Regions from separate parts of the Homo sapiens genome. Here region 1 is linked to region 2. Evidence: chromatin contacts called from ENCODE Hi-C data. All regions are on one chromosome and are shown on one strand. The core of a region is the stretch at or near the end of the contact, and the rest is flanking DNA. Distances in the headings are between cores, read along the strand shown.

Region 1 (6,914 bases), core at 2,710-5,209, 58 kb after region 2:
ACCCATCAACATATATTGAAAACCCATAGTGAGCCATGTGTAGTATTAGACCTGAGGTTACAAGGATGAATAAAATACAGTCTTCCTCTCAATAATTATTATATTTTGAAGTCCCACCTAAGAGTTGGGTTGGAGTAATTACAATATAGAAAACATTTTGAGGTCTTAAATAAATGTATATACATATATAATTGTAAATTATATCTATACACATGTATATATAATTGTTCATAATAATCACAAAGTAGAAATCTTTTGTATAGTATTTTCTTTATCAGAGTGGAAAATTTCATTAAATCAATTTAGTTCAAAACTTTATTTCTCAGAGAAATATTTTGTCATTTTTTTCCAGTATAAGAAATTATTTTTAAATCAACTCAACCAGCATAACAATGGTAAAGCCAGTTGATGAGATAGGTAAGTCCCTGTTAACTAAAGATTATCCAAAAAGGATCCCACAGAAGAAACTTCTAAGTATTATCCAGTTGGTATTTCTTTATTTTTTCCCTTTAGTTTACAGAAATGTGCTAATTGAGGTCCTTGGAATTAAAAATTAATGCCAAAATAAATAAGCCAAGATAGCAGTATTCCTCATTTCTCCTCTTTTTCAAACAGATACTTTTAACTTTTGCCTGAAAAAACCCAATAGATCTAATAATCTATTTTTAAGATGATGTGAAATTATGCCCATCTTATCTAATATTCCAAGTTCTCCAGTTTCCCTCTCAAATATATCAAGACTTTAAGATTTGAAAATGATCTTCTGGCTTTAAATCTAAGACTTTATTTATATTAACTTTTTTGGTAGCATGAACATTGTAAAACCTAAATTTCAAAATGTTTTACTGCAGCAACTTAAATACTTCATCTAAGACACTTGAATTGTATTTGTTATTGTTTCCAAACTTGATACATCTTTCTTATTAACATCCTTCATAGAAGTAAACAGAAACAGACAGCAATTACATTACATACTCAGAGCAAGCATCCATTCATAAATTAACTCACCAAACATTATGAGGCATCTGCTCTGCCAGACACGTGGTAGGTGTGGGGAATTTTTAAAGAAGAATAAGGTTCAATCTCTCCTTTCAAAGTGCTAAAACGTTGGGGAGAAACCTCAAATAGTCAAATGATTATAAAATAGGATGGTAGGTTCTCTGTGAAAGGATGACAGTAGGAAAATCTAACAGTTACTGGAAGGATCAGGAGCTGAGGCACCCTAGGGAGAGTGATAAACTGAATCTTAAAGGCAAAGAGGAGATGTTTAGGCAGAGAAATAGGGTCAGGGTTCAACCATGGTGTTGTCAACAAAAAACCAGGGCCTCCAGATTTCAGAGAGAAGAGCCACTCCAGAGAACTGATACACCATGTACTTATATGCACCATGAACTTGATGCACCATGTACGATGTACTTATGACAAGTGCCCAGGACAACAGCGCTCTGCTGGAAGTCCTCAAAAACTTTAGCCAAGGGACAGAAACCCCACTACCCAGAGTGCATTTCCTAGCTGAGACTCCTTTTGTGTTGTGATTAAAAGGATACAAATATTAAAAAACAAACATACGACAACAACAACAAAAAACAGGGCTTCATATGTTCTGACATGGTCGTTTGCTTTTGGAGTGCTCTTTCCATTGTTTCATTGTAGAAACTGAGACTAACAGGGATGGTCTTTTGGTTCCAGGAGTGTGTGCTGTCGGGAAGCCAATGTGCCTGCTCTTTGAATACATGGCCTATGGTGACCTCAATGAGTTCCTCCGCAGCATGTCCCCTCACACCGTGTGCAGCCTCAGTCACAGTGACTTGTCTATGAGGGCTCAGGTCTCCAGCCCTGGGCCCCCACCCCTCTCCTGTGCTGAGCAGCTTTGCATTGCCAGGCAGGTGGCAGCTGGCATGGCTTACCTCTCAGAACGTAAGTTTGTTCACCGAGATTTAGCCACCAGGAACTGCCTGGTGGGCGAGAACATGGTGGTGAAAATTGCCGACTTTGGCCTCTCCAGGAACATCTACTCAGCAGACTACTACAAAGCTAATGAAAACGACGCTATCCCTATCCGTTGGATGCCACCAGAGTCCATTTTTTATAACCGCTACACTACAGAGTCTGATGTGTGGGCCTATGGCGTGGTCCTCTGGGAGATCTTCTCCTATGGCCTGCAGCCCTACTATGGGATGGCCCATGAGGAGGTCATTTACTACGTGCGAGATGGCAACATCCTCTCCTGCCCTGAGAACTGCCCCGTGGAGCTGTACAATCTCATGCGTCTATGTTGGAGCAAGCTGCCTGCAGACAGACCCAGTTTCACCAGTATTCACCGAATTCTGGAACGCATGTGTGAGAGGGCAGAGGGAACTGTGAGTGTCTAAGGTTGAAGACGTTCAAATAAAATGCTGCAGTTTCCTCTCAGACTCTGTGAGCCAGGGGAATCCTACACCAGAGGCCCAACAAGACCCACATAGGAAAGAGTAAGAGTAAACATGAGTAGTGTGTTGTTTGCTTCCCAGGGAGAGCAAAGACAGTGCAAAACCCATGTGGTAGACGGACCCATTGAAAGCCAGTGATTGGAAACACAGGCTAGGAAATGTGTCAGATAATGGAGACAACTATTCTTCTTCATGAAGGTTTGTAATACACACTGCACAGGGAAGAATGTCATCCTGTTCAGTTTCCAAAGTAGCTGGTCACAGAGTAAAGCTCTGCTGTATTAAATTTTAATATGAAATGGGATTCAGAGCTTCATTTTTTAATTGAGTTAATTCCTGTCCATTGTGAAAGTAGCTTAATCGTCATGTAAGACACTTAGGTGAAGTACAGAAAACTAAAAAGAAGGAAAAGCCACTCATTCTGTCTCCCCCCAAAGACGAGTCTTAGTGTTTTATTAAATCTTTCTTGCATTTAATGCATAATTTTATATTTGTTTGTATTCTGCAGAGTTGTGGTTACATTTTATTGATAGAGGGTTTCTAAGGAATGAAACAGCAAATCAGCAAGCCTGTAACTCTGAGTTCCCTTTTCTGTCCTGTGCCCCTCCTTTTTTCCTTTCTGTGCATTTGTCATGAATTAAGTCTGCTTATTTTATTCCTCCAGTTTTCTTGAAACAAGTTTTTGTATCTTACTGATTTACCTTTTCCTTTAAAAATTGTATTGGTATCTTTTCCATTGCTTTAATCTTTATTTCTTCTTCTTTCCAGGACTTCTGTCCTTTTTTAGTTATTAAGCTATTTTTTTCTTTTATTTCATTCATGTAATAAACACTCTGGCAGAAATAATAACATTTTAAATACCATTGTAGATTGATATGTATATGCCTTTTGCAAAGTATTACTATTTTTCCTGCATTTGCCTTTGAAGCCACACATTTCAACATTCTCACCTATTAATATTATTACTAGAGTCTATTTAAATCTCTTAAACCATAATTTATAATATGAGATTTCACAAGATACACTTGTGGCTCTGAGTTATTTCAAAACTGATATTTCTGTGCATTCTGACATTTTATTCCTTTTAGAAACAAATTCAGTTGGCTGTAGAATTAATATCGTTCTGCTTAACAACTTTGTGCATGACATATTAACTGATTTTGTTGTATTTCATGATTTAAAAAAAAAAGCAGCAGCTCTGGAACTCAGATTCCTGGGGGTTCAGATTTTTTCTCAGTGGATCCTCACACAATACATCTTTATCTAAGTCCATACATGATCTGAGTTTATTTCTGATATAGCAGGAACCCAAATTCTCCTGAAAACGAACAGGGAAGAGAAAATAACAGTCTACTCTATACCAGCTTATCTTAATTCAGACTAATTGGTAGTTAGGGCATTGGAGGAATGGTGTGAATTCTTGAAAGTAGATTTTCGCTGTCTGCTGGAAAACTCTGCCTGAAATCCCCAAATCTGCCTCATGTAACAGCTTGACATCTTTGGTGGGAAACCTGCCATTTCTTATTCATAGTGTCTCCAGGCAACCAAGACAAAAATGTAGAAATTTTCCTAGACTTTGCCCTCTCTTTCATCATCAGTTTTCTATTAGTTTTACTTCCTAAAATCCTCCTGCTGACATCCTCTTCCCTTCAACCCAAGAGCCAATGACTCAACCTCTACCGTTGCCCACCCTGTCTATTAGCTGGCCTTCCTCTCATTTCAGACCTGAACAGATTCTGTAGGATACAACGACAGTAAGGCGGTCCTTAGTCACAGTTCTGGTTCATAAATAGCGAGGTCAGCATTTAGGACTGAGACCTAAAGAAGTGCTTCAGATAAAAATCATGAGTCTAAGTCCAAAATTGATACTGTAATCCAAATGACTGAATAAAGAATAAAGTTGCAGCGTGTGTCTAAAGCAGAAAGTCAAGATGCCAACAAAGCAGAAAAGTTGGAGAGGGCCACCAGCAAGTCTAGAACTTGAGCATAGATATCCATGGCTTATTTTAGATGGTTCATGTATGCTCTGCAAAATTCAAAGACAGCTTCGGGCTTTCTCCGCTGATAAAGTTTTGTTGTAAAAGACAGACATAGAAGTCAGGCTGACAGAAAATAGAGTAACAGTAATCATAAAAATTATAATATCAGCTAGCATTTATTGAAATCTTACCATGTGTATTCTGAGGCCTTTAAATATATGAACTTAAACCTCACAACATCCCTGTAATGTTGGTACTATCATTATATACATTTTAGTTTTGCTTTGTTTTGTTTTGTTTTTGAGACGGAGTCTCGCTCTGTCGCCCAGGCTGGAGTGCAGTGGCACGATCTTGGCTCACTGCAAGCTCAGCCTCCAACAGTCACAGAGAGATTGTGCAACTGGCCCGAGTGCACACAGCAACAGAGCCTACTTTTTGACCAAAAGAGGCCGAATTCTCAACCACTATACTGTAGAGCCTCTGTACATGATAGAAGCAATAACTGAACCTCAGTAACTCTGTGGAAGTGATTTGTAATTTGCATGTCGTTTCAAGCACACTCTATATCTATATTTTATTCTATTAACTTCCTAAGTCTTTTTAATGAATAGCAAAAAAAGTATATTTCAGCATTATCAATTTAAGTTAATCATAACATCTAATAGGTGACATGTTTATTTTTTCATGAGTTCTAATTACATTTTCAAGTTAAGATCACTGACTTATTCCCTAAGTGCTCGATCTAATGTTCTGAATCACAGGAGTATAGATGCATTATTCACCAATATTGTTTACTTTTTTAAATAAGATTTTTTTTCATGGTAGAATCATCATATACATTCAAAAAGGTAGACAAAAGAGAGACACTCACAGTGTCACTGTTACCAAGTGCCAGGACAGATATCAGTAAGGCACCAGCAGTCATTTTTAGTGATCAAATACCAAACATGGTAAGATACCAGAGTATTTTTCACATGACACCCAAAAACATATTCTCTGCTATCGTGGTAGAGCAGAAAAAGAACACTTTCTTTTCATTTTACAGTATATTACGAACCTGTTCCACGTCATTAAATATTCTTCTAAAAACCCAATTTTGGAATAATATTCTATTTTATTCATATACTGTAATTTAGCTAATCAATCTTGTATTTTTGAACATTTAGGTTTTTTCCAATTTTTATCATTATAAAAAATGCTGTAATTAACATCCTTATTTGTTCATGTCCACATTTCTTTTTATGAAAATTCAGAGAAAGGAAATGTCTGGACCAAATGGCATGTACAATATTAACACTTCTGTTATGTGGTTTCATATTCTGCAGAAATATTACTGCCACTTCTACATTGTACAAGAGATCTCATAGCCCTAAACATTTGCTTTCATAGATAATTTTCTGTTTTTTAGAAATCTTTTGTCTCTTTGGTTATAGAAAAAGAGAACCTCTTTTTAATTTTATTTTTTAAATTACTAGTCAGGTTGAATGTTTCTTGTTCCTAGGTCATTAACAGTTTTTATTTTGGCAATTGTCTACAGCCCATTTTTCTGCTGTGTTCATTTTCTAATCGAATTATGGGATTTATCTTGTAAAAAGCCTATTAAGCCTTTTTCATACTTTACACAAGAGATCACATCTACTTACTTTACCTTAAAATAACATTTACTTATTTTCTTATAAAAGTAATATATTATGTTTGAAAAGAAAAATAATATGCAATAATATACAATAATATGTATAATCATAATAGACAATAATAAAAATGAAAAAACACCAACCAGAGGTAATTAACATTAACATCATAATATTCTTCCAGGCTTTTTCAGATAGACAGGTAGGTAAGTAGGTTGGTAGGTAAATAGATAGATAGATGATACATAGAGAGAGATAGATAGATAATTTAAACAAAAATAAGATCATACTGCTACATTACTTCAAGCCTTGCTTTTATCACTTAATATATCTTAAACATCTTCTACATGAACAAGTATTCATGTGCAACATTAATTTTGATGGTTGAATAGTATTATACAGATTTATCGTAATTGACATAACTATTCTACTGTTAGACATTTGGTTTATTTCTATTTTTCCATTATAAAATGTAATGTTTGGATCATCCTGTTGCTAAATTTTGTAAGCATTTATCTTAAGTGATTTCTTTAGCTATAACTCCTAGAAGTGAAATTTCTAGATTAAAGGATAAATGCACTTTTAATACTTTTTAAATATATTAAAAAATTACCTTCCTGAATTATTTTATTAACATGTACCTCTCCTAGTCAGATAAGACAGCCCATTTATTTCAGTCTCACCAATACTGAGTATAGCATTTTAATCATTGCCAATATAATAGCTAATAGCTTAAAGTTATTTCATAGCTTATATTTACACTTCTTTAAATACTAATAAAATTGAACATTGTTTAATGTTTTGAGGATACTTGATTGGTGATTTGCCTCCTACTATTATTTTTCTACTGGGTATATCTTTTTCTTGTTGCTTTG
Region 2 (6,264 bases), core at 2,612-5,111:
AGAGGGTAGATCCTAAGTGTTCTCAAAACACACACACAAAGGTAACCATGTGAGATGATACTTCACTAGCTTGATTGCAGTAATCATTTCATAATATACATATATATCTCAAAACATCACCTTGTTCACCTTAAATATATACAATTTCTATTTGTGAGTTATACCACCAATAAGCTAAAAAAAATTAAAAGTCTAAATTTTTTTAAAGGAGTTTCAAAAACTAATGCTTTGCTCTATACTTGTACCTGGCCCCACCCTTGTCTCTCTAAAGCAGGGTGCCCTAGGAAGACTGATTGGCTGTAGCCCCAAAAGGTGAGAACTAGGACATAAGATAAGAAAGGGAAGAAGGGAAAGGGAGAGAAGGAAGTGGGGAACAAAGTGCGTCAATGTGTGAAATTTTAGTTGGATGTTGTAAAACAGGAAAAAAAATGCCAAATTCTATGGCTACCCCAATAACAAAGAATGTCTTATGGCAATGGCACCCTCCAAGTCATATAATTCATTTATTATTGTCACTTTCACTATTGTTTTCGCTGAAGTCTTTTTTCTGTTACTTGAACAAAATCATTTTTTTCGTAATTTGTTAATAAAATTGTTTCATTTTATCTGTCTATCCTACATCCCTTCAAATACAGTACACAAACAAATGAACGTGCTTTTCCAGCTTGTAACTTGAGGCATGGTAGAATGAGAATTAGATGGGGAGTTGGAAGACTGAGGTTGTAAATGCCCCTCTTTAGTTAATGTGATTTTGGGGTCCGTTTACAACTCAGACACTGATTTTCTCATATCTATCTACACTAACACAGACGTCAGGTGGCTGTCAAAGATGATCTCTAATGGTATAATTAGAGACATCAGGGCTAATGTTCTCTAATTTTGTCCAGTTATGATAAAGTAACTTGGAGTGCCTGTTCTTTACCTCTCTAAGAACGTTTCAAGTGTCATTTAAAATTTGATTCTTATTTGTCAATGTGTTTTTTGGCTCCTCTGTGGAAACTGTTATAGTCTTAAGCCTGTCAAGGGAGTATAAAGACATCCTAAGAAAATTTGGAGACTGGGCCGGGTGCGGTGACTCACTCCTGTAATCCCAGCACTTTTGGAGGCCAAGGTGGGAGGATTATGAGGTCAGGATGGAGACCATCCTGGCTAACACGGTGAAAACCTCGTATCTACTAAAAATACAAAAAATTTAGTCAGGCGTGGTGGCACATGTCTGTAGTCCCAGCTACTTGGGAGGCTGAGGCAGAAGAATCACTTGAATCCAGGAGGTGGAGGTTACAGTGAGCCAAGATTGCGCCACTGCACTCCAGTCTGGGCAACAGAGAGAAACTCCATCTCAAAAAATAAACAAAATAAAATTGGGAGACTGACAATATAACTTCACTAATTTGTCTATGTAAAAATAGTAATAAAGAAAATGGAAAGGTATATACTTTTTAAATTTCTAGTATTTTCAAAAGATTCATATGAGGTTATAAATGGAAGATAAATGATTATTCTCTGTCGAAGTTTAGGAATAACAAGAGTAGGATAGTTTAAGATAGTTGAGGCCTTATTGAGACCCCAACTTATTCATTCAACATGTGACTCACAAAAAGTGAAAGGCAAAATAGATTTATCACCTCAGATTCTAAAACAGGAATAAAACAAACAAAGTGACTTTCATCCAGGAAGAAAGCAAAAGTACATCCGCAGTTCTTACGGTCAGAGAGTGTGTGCTGCTCTTAGAGCCAAGTTTAGTTCTTGGTAATTCTACCCAAGTCTGAAAGGAAATCAAGATGACTGTCCACATTGACGCAAATCACAGGACATGGAGGCAATGTCAGGCATTTAATGTTGTAAAAGTTGCAAACCAGAAATCCCATGGAGGAGAACACAGAGAATCCTATAGTCCTGATATCATTTTTGGTGGAATGAACAAAGACGAACGCAGAGCTGGGAGATATTTGGCACAGAATGAAACAGAGTTTGAACTGTGGCTCTTCACTCACTACGAGTTAGTAAACTAATGCCATAGCACGCTGCTCAGTACAATGGGTACTCTGAAAGAAGTGAGTGCTCCCTTTCTCCCCTGCTGTGAACCTGCCAGTGAACCAAAACCCTTAACAGTTAGAGCCAAAGAGCAGGAGAAAGTCCAGCAACGTGTCCCAAAGTGATTAGAAACTATCTTGCTTTCCTCCTATGGAAATACCAAGCATTTTTTGTGGAAATCTGAATTCACAGATGAAGTTCAGAGTGAATAGTAACATTCCTTTTGTTTTACAATCTTGGAAATAGTAGTTTGGCATGGAAAGAGCAGAGCTTACTTTTTAAAAAGAAAATTATTTGTATTTTTATAACCAGATTTATTTATAGTTATACCAGTAATATCTCTGTTATTTTGGCATGCAACTAAAAAATATAGAAAAATTTCATGTCCCTCTTGCTTTGTCCAATAAATATAATTTCTAAAATATTGTAGAAGTTGAATAATTTTAACTTGTTAGAAGAATTTTATAAAATAAACAGCCAAATCACCTAGGTTGAAGGTTGTCTTTTAGAATTTTCTTAAAGGGAGGCATATCTATATTTAGACATATTTTTAAGAGGCAGTAGTTTTGCTTTAAAATATATGACCTGTGAAGTCCTTTTATCTTACTAGCTGTGTAAACCAAAATAATTACATGTAACAAGTCTTATGTGGAATAATTCAGCAGCCAGTTTGAAAGAGGCTAATTAATATTTGTGGCTACATTAATCAGAAAAACTATGGAAATGTCTCTTGGTTTATTATCCCTTTTTCTATGATTCATAAACAGACATTATTACAACTGCATAAACATGAACCCTACTGGGCAACATCCTTTTTTTTTTTTTTATTTTTTTCCCCAAGATGGAGTCTTGCTCTGTCATGAGGCTGGAGTGCAGTGGCGCGATCTCAGCTCACTGCAACCTCCACCTCCTGGGTTCAAGCAATGCTCCTGCCTCAGCCTCTGGAGTAGCTGGGACTACAGGTGGGTGCCATCAAGCCCAGCTAACTTTTTGTATTCTTAGTAGAGACAGGGTTTCACCATGTGAGCCAGGATGGTCTTGATCTCCTAACCTCGTGATCTGCCTGCCTTGGTCTTCCAAAGCGCTGGGATTACAGGCATGAGCCACTGCACCCGGCCCTGGGCCATATTCTAACAGTTCCACAGGATATTTCCAGCCAGCTGGAACTATCTGCAAGACAGGGCCATTGAGGCCAGAATACCTTTCAGAGGTCTTCCCTAGCTAAGGTCAAATCATAAAATTATCGGATTATCCATAGCTGGGGGTGGATTCTCTCAAGACCGCATTAGTAATGTATTAATGATACATTAAGAAGTACTCCACAGGTCTATAACTGCTCAATCACCTTCAAAGAGTTTTTACACACATTATGTCAGGCATGAATTATTATGCCTATTTAATAGAGCTTCCTATCCTACTGCCTCTTTTTAGAAAAAAAAGTTTTATTGTGATCTTTATTGTATACATTTAAGGTACAAAACATGATGTTTAGATAAACATATACAGTGAAATGATTACTATAGTCAAGCAAATTAACAAGTCCATCTCCTCACATAGTTACAGCTAACTTAGAAAGACAGAACATCACACCCAGAGCAGGGAGCTGTGTCTCCAGCTCCCTCAGGTCCATATACCTGAGTGACTTGGAGAAAATCATGCATTTCCTGTAACTACCAGACGTAGTCACCTCAATTAAGTAATCTGTTTTGCTTAGGCATACCTTGGTAAAAGCTCACAGTACTAATCTGGACCCACCCCTTTGATCTTTGAAACCTGAGGTGCGAAAAAATATCAAAATGGAGGGCAGAGGGATTTGTTTTTATTTTCAGATCATCAAAAATACTAAACTGTTGATCAGAACCATCCATGAAGAAAGAAAAACAAATTCAAACTATGACTAATGGGGCCTGCTGTGCGTGAGTCACAAACTGAATCAAGCAAGGCCTCTGGAAGCAGGGGGAAAAGCATTCAGGAGTCACTTTGTACTCAAGCATGAACCTCCTAAAGTGTTGGTCTCTTTGCTGAACTATTTCAACACCTGGATGAAGTCCAGGAGAAGAGACGTCAGGCAGTTTAAAAATTGCTTCTCTTTCCTACTAAGGATGTTTTCAGTGACCTTGAGGAGGTGTTTAAGAATGACTTTCTTAGGTGTGAACATGAAAACAGTGGGACTTAGGGCAACATTTGGGGAGATTCCTTGCTTCAAAGTTGTCTCTAAGGCATTGCACATTCCTACTTCTTGCAGGAGGGAACTGTCTTTCCAAAGGATTTTGCAAACTGTTCTGCTTTTGCTTATCTAAACTGGAAAGAGATATATAAACAAAATATAAAATACAAAATAACATAAAGTCTGTTGATTGAGCATAGAGGCTTGGGGTCTTTAGCTTTTTTTCTTATTGTTGCTTTGTATTAAAATTCAAGGGAGTCCAAATATTTTCAGTCCCCTTGATCTAACTGGGATACTCATACAATGAGACATTGCACTTCTGATAAATATGATAATGATGAGTTTAGTTTGAATTCCCAACTGAGTGCATGTCTCTTAAAAACATTTTTCTCTTCACTTTGTAAATTTCTTATAGAGTCTAGGTTGCTCATCTGGGGAAAATGCCACAATACTTGATCTGACCTGGAAAGATTCCCAGTGAAGGTAAATTGATACTCACATAAGCCAGTTTTTATCATAAGAATTGAGACTAGTACTGAAGGTAAAGAATAAAAAGCTAGTTGGACAAACGTTCACTGCATGATTGCTACACAGTGCTTGGTGCCAGGGATAGCCAGCCACCTGGCAGCTAGGAAGAAAGCTGGCCTTACCTCAGAGCTTTCTTCTTCCTGGCTAGTCAAACTGTGAAAATCCTTTCTCATGCAACACAATAAAATAATTGGCTCCAAAATGTCTCATTCTCAGCCTCATTCCCTAATACTGGACACAGGAATCTCTTTCAGCCAAGCAGCCAAGCTCAGGCCAACATGGGACGTACCTCCACTCCTTTAAGATAAAGTCAAAGCATAACACCAGCTGATTCCTTAACTGTCATTTCACTCCAGTTTCCCTCAATTGGCATCATGTTTCCCTGATATAAGCAGCGTTAATTAAAGATTAGTTATTGAAAAGGTGGTATTGTGCTCAAGAAAACAGTGAAAAAAGAACCACCATTTAAAAAAAATGCCACCACCTTAACAATGACATTTGTCAGATATGTATTTTGTTCATGGTTGGTTGATTTGTTAAGGTAGTTGTTACTCTTGTTTTCTAATGACTGCTCATTTGTTCTCTCTTCTAGGACTAGGGAAGGCACTGTAACATAATGATTAAAAGCATAGGCTTTGGTGTCAGACACGCTAGGATGCAAATTCTAACTATGCAACCTTGTAAAATGTGCTGGGCAGCTATCTTTCCTACAGAGTTGGAGTAATGTTGACTAATATATATGCATTTGTATAAATTAAGCTGTTAATTGTGTGTCAATATTGCATTGATATCTTGGCTCTTTAAGGACATTTGATTTTCTGGTTTAAGTAGTACCTCCTGCATGAACTTCCTGACGTGTTGAACTATTTCAACACCTGGATGAAGTCCAGGAGAAGAGAGGTCAGGCAGTTTAAAAACTGCTTCTGTTTCCTACTAAGGATGTTTTCGGTGACCTTGAGGTATTATGTATGTATTATGTATGTCATGCCTCAGAGACAGACTTGGCTTCACAACCATTTTTCCTGACAACCATCCACCTATCTGACATGCATTTATGGGGAACTGAACAGGAGTTATGAAAATAAGTCCTTAAGTCTGCAACCTCTCATACTTAACTGTCATCTGTAGGACACTGAAGACATATATCAGAGGATCCACACCGTATATAATTCATGCCTTGTATTGGTTATCTATGGTTGTATCACAAATCAGCCCAAAGCTTAGTGACTTAAACCAATAACTATTAGTGCTCACAAGTCTGTGGTTCAACTGGGTGGTTTTGCTGATTTGGTTTTGCTGCTGGGCAGGACTGCCTGATCTTGGCTGGTCAAGTTCCTGTGATCGGCAGATTGAAAAGGTGGTAGTTGGTTCAGAATAGCCTTATGCGTACCTTGGATGGTTGTTGTTGGTTCCCACCTGGGGCAGAGGGGATAAACGGGCCAGGTGTGTTTCATCTTCTACCATGCTGGCTCTTGCTTGTTTATAGGCAGTCCCAGGTTCCATAAACAAGAAAGCAAGCCACAATGTGCAAGAAC

What was found. Hi-C counts contacts between places; a loop is a spot of excess contacts on that map. Pooled maps may share reads with other maps.
Region 1: a map of IMR-90 shows a loop between it and region 2 (9-fold over the local background). The contact joins two enhancer-like sites. A Hi-C loop is called at or near these places in 5 of 168 maps with a recorded cell type or tissue (IMR-90, PC-3, endothelial cell of umbilical vein and 2 more) and 1 of 50 pooled maps.

The regions. Positions count from the first base shown.
Region 1 is chr9:110,798,617-110,805,530 of GRCh38, forward strand. It overlaps MUSK (muscle associated receptor tyrosine kinase), which reads left to right. Exons shown (of 15, transcript NM_005592.4): 15 at 1,690-6,914. The coding sequence ends at 2,372. Among named protein-coding and RNA genes, the nearest start is that of MUSK, 130 kb to the left of the region's middle. Within about 2 kb of position 3,960, at least 2 of the 41 ENCODE cell types and tissues checked have a DNase peak (open chromatin) inside an H3K27ac peak, as active enhancers do.
Region 2 is chr9:110,741,115-110,747,378 of GRCh38, forward strand. All of the region lies in intron 6 of MUSK (muscle associated receptor tyrosine kinase), which reads left to right. Among named protein-coding and RNA genes, the nearest start is that of MUSK, 75 kb to the left of the region's middle. Within about 2 kb of position 3,862, at least 6 of the 41 ENCODE cell types and tissues checked have a DNase peak (open chromatin) inside an H3K27ac peak, as active enhancers do.